Linked DNA regions of Mus musculus: region 1 is linked to region 2. Evidence: chromatin loops called from intact Hi-C (ENCODE). Cell type or tissue: left cerebral cortex. All regions are shown on one strand. Links, peaks and the distances in the headings refer to the core of each region. The heading gives the core; the rest is flanking DNA. Region 1 overlaps 1700028E10Rik (RIKEN cDNA 1700028E10 gene). Region 2 has its middle 14 kb from the start of Gm24242.

Evidence for each region. Peaks named below come from ENCODE experiments on the same cell type or tissue, not always from the same donor. Only the 100,000 strongest peaks of a DNase experiment are listed, where the experiment ranks them.
Region 1: it touches region 2 in a loop (6-fold over the local background); 1 of 42 quality-filtered maps calls a loop at or near these places.

The regions. Positions count from the first base shown.
Region 1 is chr5:151,377,735-151,383,116 of GRCm38, reverse strand. 1700028E10Rik (RIKEN cDNA 1700028E10 gene) reads right to left here. Exons shown (of 4, transcript NR_045700.1): 2 at 2,594-2,728. It also overlaps a transcript of Stard13 not described here. Among named protein-coding and RNA genes, the nearest start is that of 1700028E10Rik, 12 kb to the right of the region's middle. In left cerebral cortex, for the core only: no CTCF peak of the experiment used is centred there; a DNase peak (open chromatin) is centred at 3,052.
Region 2 is chr5:151,684,086-151,689,467 of GRCm38, reverse strand. No RefSeq gene overlaps it. Among named protein-coding and RNA genes, the nearest start is that of Gm24242, 14 kb to the left of the region's middle. In left cerebral cortex, for the core only: CTCF peaks have their summits at 2,434 (motif pointing right) and 2,664 (motif pointing right); DNase peaks (open chromatin) are centred at 2,438 and 2,668.

The sequences.
Region 1 (5,382 bases), core at 159-5,158, 310 kb after region 2:
TGCTAGGCAAATGTGAAGACTTGCTTGTAGGGTTGTAGGCCCGCATCTGTTCTACCACTTGGCACAGCAGCTTGGGGAGGCAGAACACTGGGAGTTTGACTGCACTTATCCCACACCACTGCTGAGGCACCACTCTGGGGGTGGAAAAGTGCAGTGTGAAACATGGGTACCCTGGGACTGGTTGGGGGTTGGGGGAGTCCCAGGGCCTGTGACAAGGCTAGGGCCATGGTGTTCTCTGACTCTTGAACATCTGGGTGCCACTAGGAGTTGCAGAAGAGCAGAGAATGGAGTCTGGCCTGTGGGCTAGAAGGCAGGATCTAGCCTGGGGCAGGGGTTGGAGGGGGAGAAGAGGGGAGTTCTGGCTTGTCCAGAAGAGAGATTGTCCTTAGCTTGGAAGATGCAGGCTTGGGGGCGGCTGTGGCTAGGAGCACAGAGAGGCCTTCTACAGGAGATTAGACTGCAACTCTGTAGGCAAAGGCTTTCATCATTAATCCCCACAGCAAATCTTGGTAAAAAGACAGTCCATGGTTCTAAACAGTTTATTGTCATGGCAGAAAATGGATGCATAAAATCATACCCCATTTCTCAGGGTGGGTTTGAGATCAAATAACTTTTGCAGGAGGAATGTCTGGGAAGGGAAGCTTATTGGCTAAACCCTCCTGGCCTCTAGGCACCTCATTAGCATGGAGAACTCTGTCTTGGGCCTGCATGACCCAGGACACTTTCCTTTTACATAAGAAGCACAACATGTATTCCAAGTCAAGAGTCTGGCAGGGAGCTGGGAGTCACCTAAGCCTCAGGTGTGTGCCCACTGTGTCTCTGGGTCTCAACTTGCTCTACTTTACCAAACTTCCTGGCATGGTTTTATGACCCACACTTGCTAATATTGTTAATGTAACAATACTGCTTTACTTTTTTTTTTTTTTTTTTTTTGCATTTGTCTGTGTACTGTGTGCATGCAGTGGCTGTGGAGGCCAGAAAAGGGCATCAGATCCCCTATAACTGTTGTTAGATATGGTTGTGAGCCACCATGTGAGTACTGGGAACTGAAATCAGGTCCTCTGCAAGAGCTACCAGTGCTCTTAGATGCTGAGTCATCTCTCCAACCCACCAGTAGCTATTTTTCAATGTGAACCCCAAGGTCACTGGCATATGAACAATAAAGGTACTCAGAAAATTTACTTATTGAGGGTTTGAGCCTATGAGGCCCGGAAGAGGACAGAGAAGAAATGAGATGGTGAATGAGTAAAAACACAAGTGAGGAAAGATGTTCCCAGAAGCAGGGGCAGTGGCCCCTGAATTCAGATTGAAAATAATCTTCCTGGCCCTGCATGGCAAACAGTGTCCTTACTGCCTCAAGCTCCACAAGTCCGTCCCCACAGGTACTGAAAGAGAGGTGTCATCTTTATTTATTAGCAATTCTCTATCAATCAACTTTTTATTACCTCAACAGAGGAAAGCCTGGTGTGCACAACCCCCAATCTCCTTTAGAAATGCGTTGGGTGATGTCTTGTTTACAGTGGTTTGACTTCCTGATTGTGTTTTGATTGGATTTGTATTAGTTATTGGGAATTGCTTTAGCAGAGAGGACAGTGGTTCAGACACTTGAGACCCACCCTGAGAGACACACGGCAATTGGTAGGACTTGACCTAGACCTTAATCCAGAGCATGGTGTTTTAAATACATTATGCTAAGAACTTTGAGGTTTGTGAGAATAGAGCACATGTTTAGGACTCAAAAATCATATAATGATCATCACTCAGAATCAATTAGGTAAAAGACATTCTTCTAAGGACTCACTTACAAGAAGAGAAACACAACAAGGAATGGGAAATTTGGGGTTTTCAGGTGCTCTCTACACAGACAAGTGCTCTATATGAGACATTTAACAATGCAGGTGATGCATCTTGAATGACAGACAGGTAGATAAGACTCGGGAAGATCTGCTAGAAAAGCACAGTCCAAGCAAAATACAACATGAACCACCCATGCCGACTTAAATTTTCTGTAGTCCCTTGACAAGGGGAATGTAAATACATAAAACTACTCCCTCTCCCTCCTCCTCTTCCTTCTGAGTCTGAATAGTTTTTATTCTCATCTTGACACAGCCAAGAGTCACCTGAAAAGAGGTAGTCTCAACTGAGGGATTGCCCAGATCAGTCTGGTCTGTACTCATGTCTGTGGGCAATTGTCTTGACTATTGACTGATGGCGCCATTCCCTGGACGTGTGGTCCTGCACTGAGTAAGGCAGCTGAGCAAGTCACAGAGAACAGGCAGAAAGCATCATTCATCCCTCTATGGTTCCTTCCCTGACTTACTTCCCTCAATAATGGATTATGATGTGGAAGTACAAGCTAAATGAAAATTTTCCTCACAAGTTGCTTCTGGTTGGGGTGCTTATCATAACAACAGAAAAGCAAACTAAAACAATGTTGTAGATGCTCCAACGTTTATTTTTCAAAGTGTATTTTTTTAAACTAACTCATATAATTATTGAACATATTTGTCTTGGTTACTTTTCTATTGCTAGGACAAGACACCATGACCAAAGCAACTTATAAAAGGGAGCAGTTAACTGTGGGCTTGCTTACAGTTTCAGAGGGTGAGTCCATGATCATCATGGCAGGCAGCATGGTGGCAGGCAGGCAGGCAGGTGTGACACCAGAGCAGTAGATGAGAGCTCACATCTGATCCACAAGCAGAATGCAGAGAAAGGGAGACAGAGCCTGGTGTGGGAAATGTAAAACAACTTCTAATTAGGATGGGTTTTTTTTTTTTTTTCAAGCCCATTCATTCAAACAATTATTTCAGTATGCAATCAATATAAAAATTCTATTTTATATTCTTTTACTTCAGGCTAAGGTGTCAAAATCTGGTGTCCATTTTATGCTTGAAGCAACTGAGGAGAGTTTTCAAGTGCTTCTTCCTGGCTCTGCACTGCTTGAGGACACCATAGGAGAAGCAGAGCTTTAGAACTGGCTTCCTACAGTGTTGTCTGAGGATCTGCTGCTTGGCAGCATCTGGGAGACTGTTAGAAATGCAGAACCTCGCGCTCTATTTTAAGCATAGCAAATCACAACCTGCATTTTAAGGTTCTCAGCTGTATTCTGTGCATTTCAAAGTCCACAGAGTATCAGTGGAGACAGGGGATGTCTGAATGCTGAAATCCTCCAATGGACATTTAAGAACCAACTATGATCAGGATCTGGGAACAAACACAACCTAAGGACAAAAAGGAGTAACCCGTTGCCAGTTTGAGTATTTGCTTCTTAGCCTTCAAAATGAAGCTAATCTTTTCCATCTTTCTGGATGATGTTAGGACTGTAGGTAGTAGTAAAGAAATATGGGGTGCCTGACCTCTAAGATGTGGAAGGTTTCACAGAGTAGATGTGGTAATGAGGCTCTGAGGAAACTGGCCAAGCTGAGGGACTTGCAGAACGCTGCTGATGCTGCACATGACTATCCTGTCAGACAGGATTTACTTAAGGAAGAATGGGGGCTGGGATGTGGGGGCAGTCCCATGAGGTTAGTGCAGGTGCTAGGAGTCACATAGCATGATCTTGAGCCAACTCTGGCTTCCCACATCAAAACAAGCTCATAGTTTTGAACACCTGGTTTGGTTAGGAATTAACACTGTAGAAAAGATGAAACCAGTGGTCCCTTGACCATGTAACATCTGGTCTTTTCACTGAGCTGGCATGTTGGATCAAGACACTCTATTCCAGCTGTCAAACTATGTCACCTAGGAATGTTCATCAGCTGGCCGCAACTCAGCGCTGAGAATTGGAAACATAGTAATGTTTTTGTTGGAAGATTCACCATCCCCACCTTTTCCAAGGTCTTTTTGTCAAGAATGTCAAGTACTTCCAGAAAAGGGCTGTATGGCTGTGTAGATGCATGGGGCTCAGGGGCATCCTGGGGCTTTTAGAGAAAGCCATGAATCAGAGTAGCTCATCAGGAGAAGTGATTCTGCAGTAATAGAAAACCCTAAGTTTGGATTGCTCAGTATTACCAAGTAGTTCTTTTCTTAGCACAGAGACTTATTAGTGCCTTATGTTGCCTGCTTCTGCATCCATAAAACATGGAGTTTTATTTTAATATATAAATCTGCCAGGACATTTCCAGCTATATTTTTATAATTTTATTTTATTATTCATTGGACTGAAATGTAAACTATTCTGTTTATCCATTTATAATTGTACAGCAGCACTAAGCATACTCACAGTGTTGTGGCTCCATTGCCACCATCATCTCTAGAAACTTTCATGTTCCCCAACTGAAACTACATCACTGTTTGTAGTCTGTGCCCCTGGCAGCCATCACTCTACTCTGTCTTGAGTTTCTGATGCCTGTTAGGAAGGCTTTCCTTCTCCAGTCAATTCTCCTCATTCTTTTAGCAGAGGTCAGCTGGCTGTACAAGTATGCATCCATTCTAGGCTTTCTATTCCAGAGCTCATTTAGTAGCAATAATTGTCATTATTTAGTAGAACTATGAGATACGGTAAATTCCTTAATTTTTTTTAAATTCAGATAAAAATTTCCAGAAGTGTTAAACAGTTCTCAAGTCTCACGTTTTTAAAAGTGTGACAGTACAAAAATGCATTGGTATTTTATACCACAATATTTGTAACTAAGGAAAAAAAAATCCTTTAAAACAGGTTCTGGTTTAACGACAAGTTTTCATTTTTAGGGCAGCAGCTGCTACATTTGTGGGGATTACTACTGTGACAAACTATAAGGAAGCTGGATTTGGCTTTGTTTACTCTGAATCTGGACTGTGCTATGGACATTTTAATATCTTATGCAAATTATTATTTTATTTTATTTATTTATTTTTTTTTTTTTAATTTTTTTTGGCTTTTCGAGACAGGGTTTCTCTGTATAGCCCTGGCTGTCCTGGAACTCACTTTGTAGCCCAGGCTGGCCTCGAACTCAGAAATCCGCCTGCCTCTGCCTCCCGAGTGCTGGGATTAAAGGCGTGTGCCACCATGCCCGACTTCTTATGCAAATTATTTAATCAATAATCATTTTTCCATGGCCAAGATATAGAAATAATTATTGCACACCAATTAGGACTATGGTAAAGTTTTCATGGTAAAAGCAAGCATCAGGGATCCTTTTTTCCCATGTGACATTCTAAAGGAAATGTCGGATGCTGTGTTTATTGACCAGTAAATCTTAGGAAGTATCTTAAGCACCAGTTTATCTAGCTGCTATCAGATGGCTGGGGTCTTTAAACCAACTATTAAATTAAAGCATTAAGGTATTAAAAATCACTAAGAGTGCTTTTACAAATGCCTTCCAGAAGAGCCAACCTCACAAAATTCCATCTGATTGCATTAGGCATTTTTACCATAAGCCATAATACATTATATGTAAT
Region 2 (5,382 bases), core at 119-5,118:
TTATGGGTTATTTGTTATTTAAAGTTGTTTTTGACTTGTTGGCAGTGTTCACAGCACACACATACATTATTCTGTGTCAGGGGCATGGAAGAATACTATATAGATTAAATATATCAGTTTAATGCTGTGCACTTAGCTCAGGTTGTAAGAACTTATTACATGGGAAATCCAAGCCATTGAAGCTTGTTTCCTGTGTTCTCTTAAAGGGGGTTTAAATGTAAACAGGTGAGCACACAGTAGGACAGCAGGTTAAACACATAGTCCTAATTATTTTCAAGGCATCCAACTGGGTAGCTAAGTCTGGGAAAAATTGAGTTCAAAGGCAAGAAGTATTGTTAATATCTCCACAAGACCAAGGGCCTCTCCTCCCATTGATAGCTGACTAGGCCATCCTCTGCTGCATATGCAGCTAGAGACACGAGTCCTACCATGTGTTTTCTTTGATTGGTGATTTAGTCCCAGGGAGCTCTGGGGGTACAGGCCAGGAAGCATGAGTGGGTGGGTTGGGGAGTAGGGTGAAGGGGGAGGGGATAGGGGATTTTGAAGAGGAAACTAGGAAAGTGGATAGCATTTGAAATGTAAATAAAGAAAATATCTAGTAAAAATAAATAGATAAATAAGTAAATAAATAGCCACAGGTAGCTATAAATATCTTAGAAGAGATGGATAATTACAGGACAATTTGTCTTATCTAGGTGGTTAATTTATATCAATATCAGTTGGCTCTGAGTTAATTGTGTGGGTGTGTTTTGTGGGGTGAGAATTTATCAATATAAATCTGACATAAAAAAAGAAGAAAAAGAAGTATTGTTAGAAAAAATATCACTACAAAGGGAAAGGAGAAATTAATCAAATCATCAATGTAGTAAATGTGGTTTAACACAATAGGAGAACAAGGATTGGGTTCTGTTAGATAGCCCTGGTCTGCCTTCATCAAGTCCTACTGCGGCCTTATGAAGAAGTGAAGATGATACTGTGTGCAGATCCAGGGCCCTTACTGAAAGGTTAAGAATGAAGTAGAACAGAGGTCCATGCAAGTATGAGCTCAACTCCTTTTTACATTTTAATATTTTAATTCATCTATCAAAATAGTGTTTTGTGTGTGTGTGTGTGTGTGTGTGTGTGTGTGTGTGAATCCAGAGGACAACTTGCAAACAGGAGTTAATCTTTCCTTTTATCATGTTGGGAATTGAACTAAGGTCATCAGTGTTGGGAGCAAGTACCTTTACCCACTGAGATATCTCGCCAGCCCTTTGCCTTCTTCCTTATCGCAACTACGGAATTCTATGTGTGTGACTTGGTTATTTTAGGTAAAGGACTCTGAAGACTTCATGGTGAAATTAGGAAATTTCCTCAATACTTATGGCCTGAGAAATTATTAATTTTTTGTTTGTTATTTGCTTACATTATATTTGATGGTTAGAGGTGTTTTGACTGCATGTATGCCTCTGCATTACATGCAAGAATGTTGCAAGCAGAGGCCAGAGCAGGGTTTCAGATCCCCTGGGAATGGAGTTATAGATGATTCTGAGCTAACATGCAGATACTCGGGGAATCAAACCCAGGTCATGCAGAAGAGCAGCCAGTACTCTTGATCATGGAGACATCTCTCCAGCCTTTGTTTTTGATTTTATCATTTTTTTATTCGTGTGTGTGTGTGTGTGTGTGTGTGTGTTACCCGTAAAGGCTAGAAGATACCCATAGAGGTTAGAAGGTGGCATAAGATCCCCTGTAACTAAAGTTACAGGTAGTAAGCCACCCAAATGTGGATGTTAGGAAAGGAACTTTAGTCCTCTTACTGTGGAGCCATCTCTCCAGACTCAGTCTAAGAAATTCTTTACCCAAATGTTCTTACCTGAAAAAAGAAGCAAGAGTATGGGACCATGACAGGTAGCAGTCAAATATATGATGGTATATATATGTATATATATATATAAACATATATATTTATATATAATATATGTAACATATATATAATTCTGTCTTCTCTTTCATTAACATCCAACCTCTTCCATTTGTTTGTGGCCATTTCTGTTCTGGTCCAGGAACAAATAAATTTCATAGAAGCAAGAAGCTTCTCTCAGAAGCACCCAACACACTGCTGAAAGCTAAGGCAATCTTTCCTCCCAGCTGCCTGTGACACACCGGATCCAGCTGCCATCTCAATGCGAGAACGGCTTTAACTATTTTCTTTCATGTCGCTGTTCTGTTAATCTTTTACTACGTAGGTTGATTTTGCTTAAGGAAACATTGCCTATGGTTGAAAGTCAACACAGTCAAGAGAAAAGTAAATGGATTATCAGCCCTAAGTGTGCACATGTGTGCCTACACACGAATACAAACACACTAAGCCCTGCACAAAACACAGCTGATGTTTCTGGAGCAGCTCCTTGGCCTTTGCAAGCAGTTCCTGAGCCTGCGGTGGGCAGTAGAGGGCAGCAGTGACCCACCATTTCAAAGTTCCTCCTCCAAGGGGCACAGCACTGAAAACTCCAAGATAGGGCATACCACTTTCTTTTTTTGAGGCGGGGGTGGGTGGGTGGGTGGGGGTGGGGGTTGTGGGGGGTGTGGGGAGCAAAGGTTTGGAGGAAAACCTGTTGGCTTTATACATTTTTTTCCTTCAGGCGCCACGGACTGAAACAGGAAACTGAGGAGGTCGAATGAACCACTAGATGGCAGTGTTTCTGACAGACATTCCCACGTGCTTGAAGTGCAGCTCTATGAAAGTAAAGGTAAAAAAATAAGAAGGCAGTGAGAGGAACTTGCTGGAACACTCCTTTAATTCTGCCGCTTGGGAGGTAGAGACAGGCGGAGATCTGTGAGTTCGAGGCCAGCTGGATTCCAGGACTGCCAGGGCTGTGACTCAGAGAAACCAAAGAGTACGAAATATTTATCAAGGGCTTCTTATGTGCAAAGCAACGTGGAATTTTATCTTTCTATGCTCGTATCAACATGATGAGTTAGGCAAGAACAGAGGTTTAAAATACGTAAATTACTACATAAACTACGAACCCAGGTATACATTTACCACGTGGGCCATCCTCTCACTCCTGTTTTGCTCTATAGTTAAGTTACAGTATAGTCCTCATTTTGAAGAAGGGAAAAATGAGGCCACAAAAACTTGTATAACTTGTTCACGGTCACACAAGGCTATTAATGCCAAGACTCCTGTCAGACCACAGCAAGTTGGTCTTTTTCTGAAACCTAACGCTCTTACCTCCATATATATAGATTCATATGCAGCTAGAGACACGAGTTCCAGGGGAGGGGGGGTATTGGTTAGTTCATATTGTTGTTCCACCTGTAGGATTGCAGATCCCTTCAGCTCCTTGGGTACTTTCTCTAGCTCCTCCATTGGGGGCCCTGTGATCCATCCAATAGCTGACTGTGAGCATCCACTTCTGTGTTTGCCAGGCTCCAGCATAGTTTCACAGGAGACAGCCATATCTGGGTCCTTTCAGCAAAATCTTCCTAGTGTATGTGTATTAGTCAGGGTTCTCTAGAGTCACAGAACTTATGGATAATTTCTAAATAGTAAAGGAATTTATTGATGACTTACAGTCGGCAGCCCAATTCCCAACAATGGTTCAGTCGCAGCTGTGAATGGAAGTCCAAGGATCTAGCAGTTACTCAGTCTCACGCAGCAAGCAGGCGAAGGAGCAAGAGCAAGAGCTAGACTCCCTTCTTCCAATGTCCTTATATTGTCTCCAGCAAAAGGTGTAGCCCAGATTAAAGGTGTGTTCCACCACACCTTTAATCCCAGATGAAAGGCATAGCCCAGATTAAAGGTGTGTTCCTTAACTCGGAGATTCAATCTTCTGGAATCCATAGCCACTATGGCTCAAGATCTTCAAACCAAGATCCAGATAAGGATCTCCAAGCCTCCAGATAAGGGTCACTGGTGAGCCTTCCAATTCCGGATTGTAGTTCATTCCAAATATTGTCAAGTTGACAACCAGGAATAGCCACTACAATCCACCCCTTGTCAACTTGACACAAATAATATCTCATGTTCACATGAAACAATAACAAGGTTGTAAATACGCCTAACATGATATAACTATCCCTCGTACAATCGCAAACGTATTAGTAAATTTACAATGGGCATTCATATTACTTTATAATCCTCGTTTCTGCAACTGGTTACGTGGCCTTAATTGGTATTTATAACTACCTTCCTCTACTACCCATTCTGTATTTCCTTCACCTTCAGCCAGCACCTCAGCAGGTCTTGGCTCTTTTCCTGGAGGATTGACCCATACCTTCATTCCTGATGGGTCTGCGTCCTTTGTCATCCTGCTTGGATTAGGCTGTTGTAGTTTCCCATTGACTTTAATCACAGGACATGGTAGTACTAAGAGACGCCCTAAGGGATCTCCTGCACTCCAGACATAATCTTGCTTACCACCATTGTGAAGAGGTAATCCAATTTCCCCATGGTAATCTGGATCTATCACCCCTCCTAACACTGTTATTCCTTTTTTAGCCTGTTGGTTTAAGGGCATTAGAAGCCCAAAATGACCAGGGGGAAGTCTGAGCTTCCAGTTCAATGAAATGTTTGTTGTAGCTCCTGGTAGGAGCACTCCCCTCTCTGGAGCCAAAACTTCTAAGCCAGCAGAACCTAGAGTTATGGGGACAGGAAGCAAAAATTTTCCTAGAGGGTCACTAGGAGTGATAGTAAGTGGAACTATTCCGTTTTCCACCCCTTGATTCCTGGACCCATGAATCCTGGCTATGGGTGAAACTGTACCATATATCGAGCGCTGATTCAAAGCATATACTGCCTTCTGAAGAACTCTGCCCCAGCCTTCCAAGCTGTTACCACCTAATTGGCGCTGTAACTGCGTCTTCAAAAGGCCATTCCATCTTTCTATCAGCCCAGCTGCTTCAGGATGATGGGGAATGTGGTAAGACCAGTGAATTCCATGATCGTGAGCCCACTGTCGTACTTCTCTGGCTGTGAAATGAGTTCCTTGGTCAGAAGCAATACTGTGTGGAATACCATGACGATAGATAAGGCATTCTGTCAGTCCGTGAATGGTGGTTTTAGCAGAGGCATTACGTGCAGGAAAGGCAAATCCATAACCAGAATAAGTATCTACTCCAGTAAGAACAAAACGCTGTCCTTTCCACGAAGGAAGTGGTCCAATGTAGTCAACCTGCCACCAGGTTGCTGGCTGGTCACCCCGAGGAATGGTGCCATATCTGGGGCTCAGTGTTGGTTTCTGCTGTTGGCAAATCTGGCAATCAGCAGCAGCTGTAGCCAGGTCAGCTTTGGTGAGTGGAAGCCCATGTTGCTGAGCCCAAGCATAACCTCCATCTCGACCACCATGGCCACTTTGTTCATGTGCCCATTGAGCAATGACAGGGATGGCTGGGGAG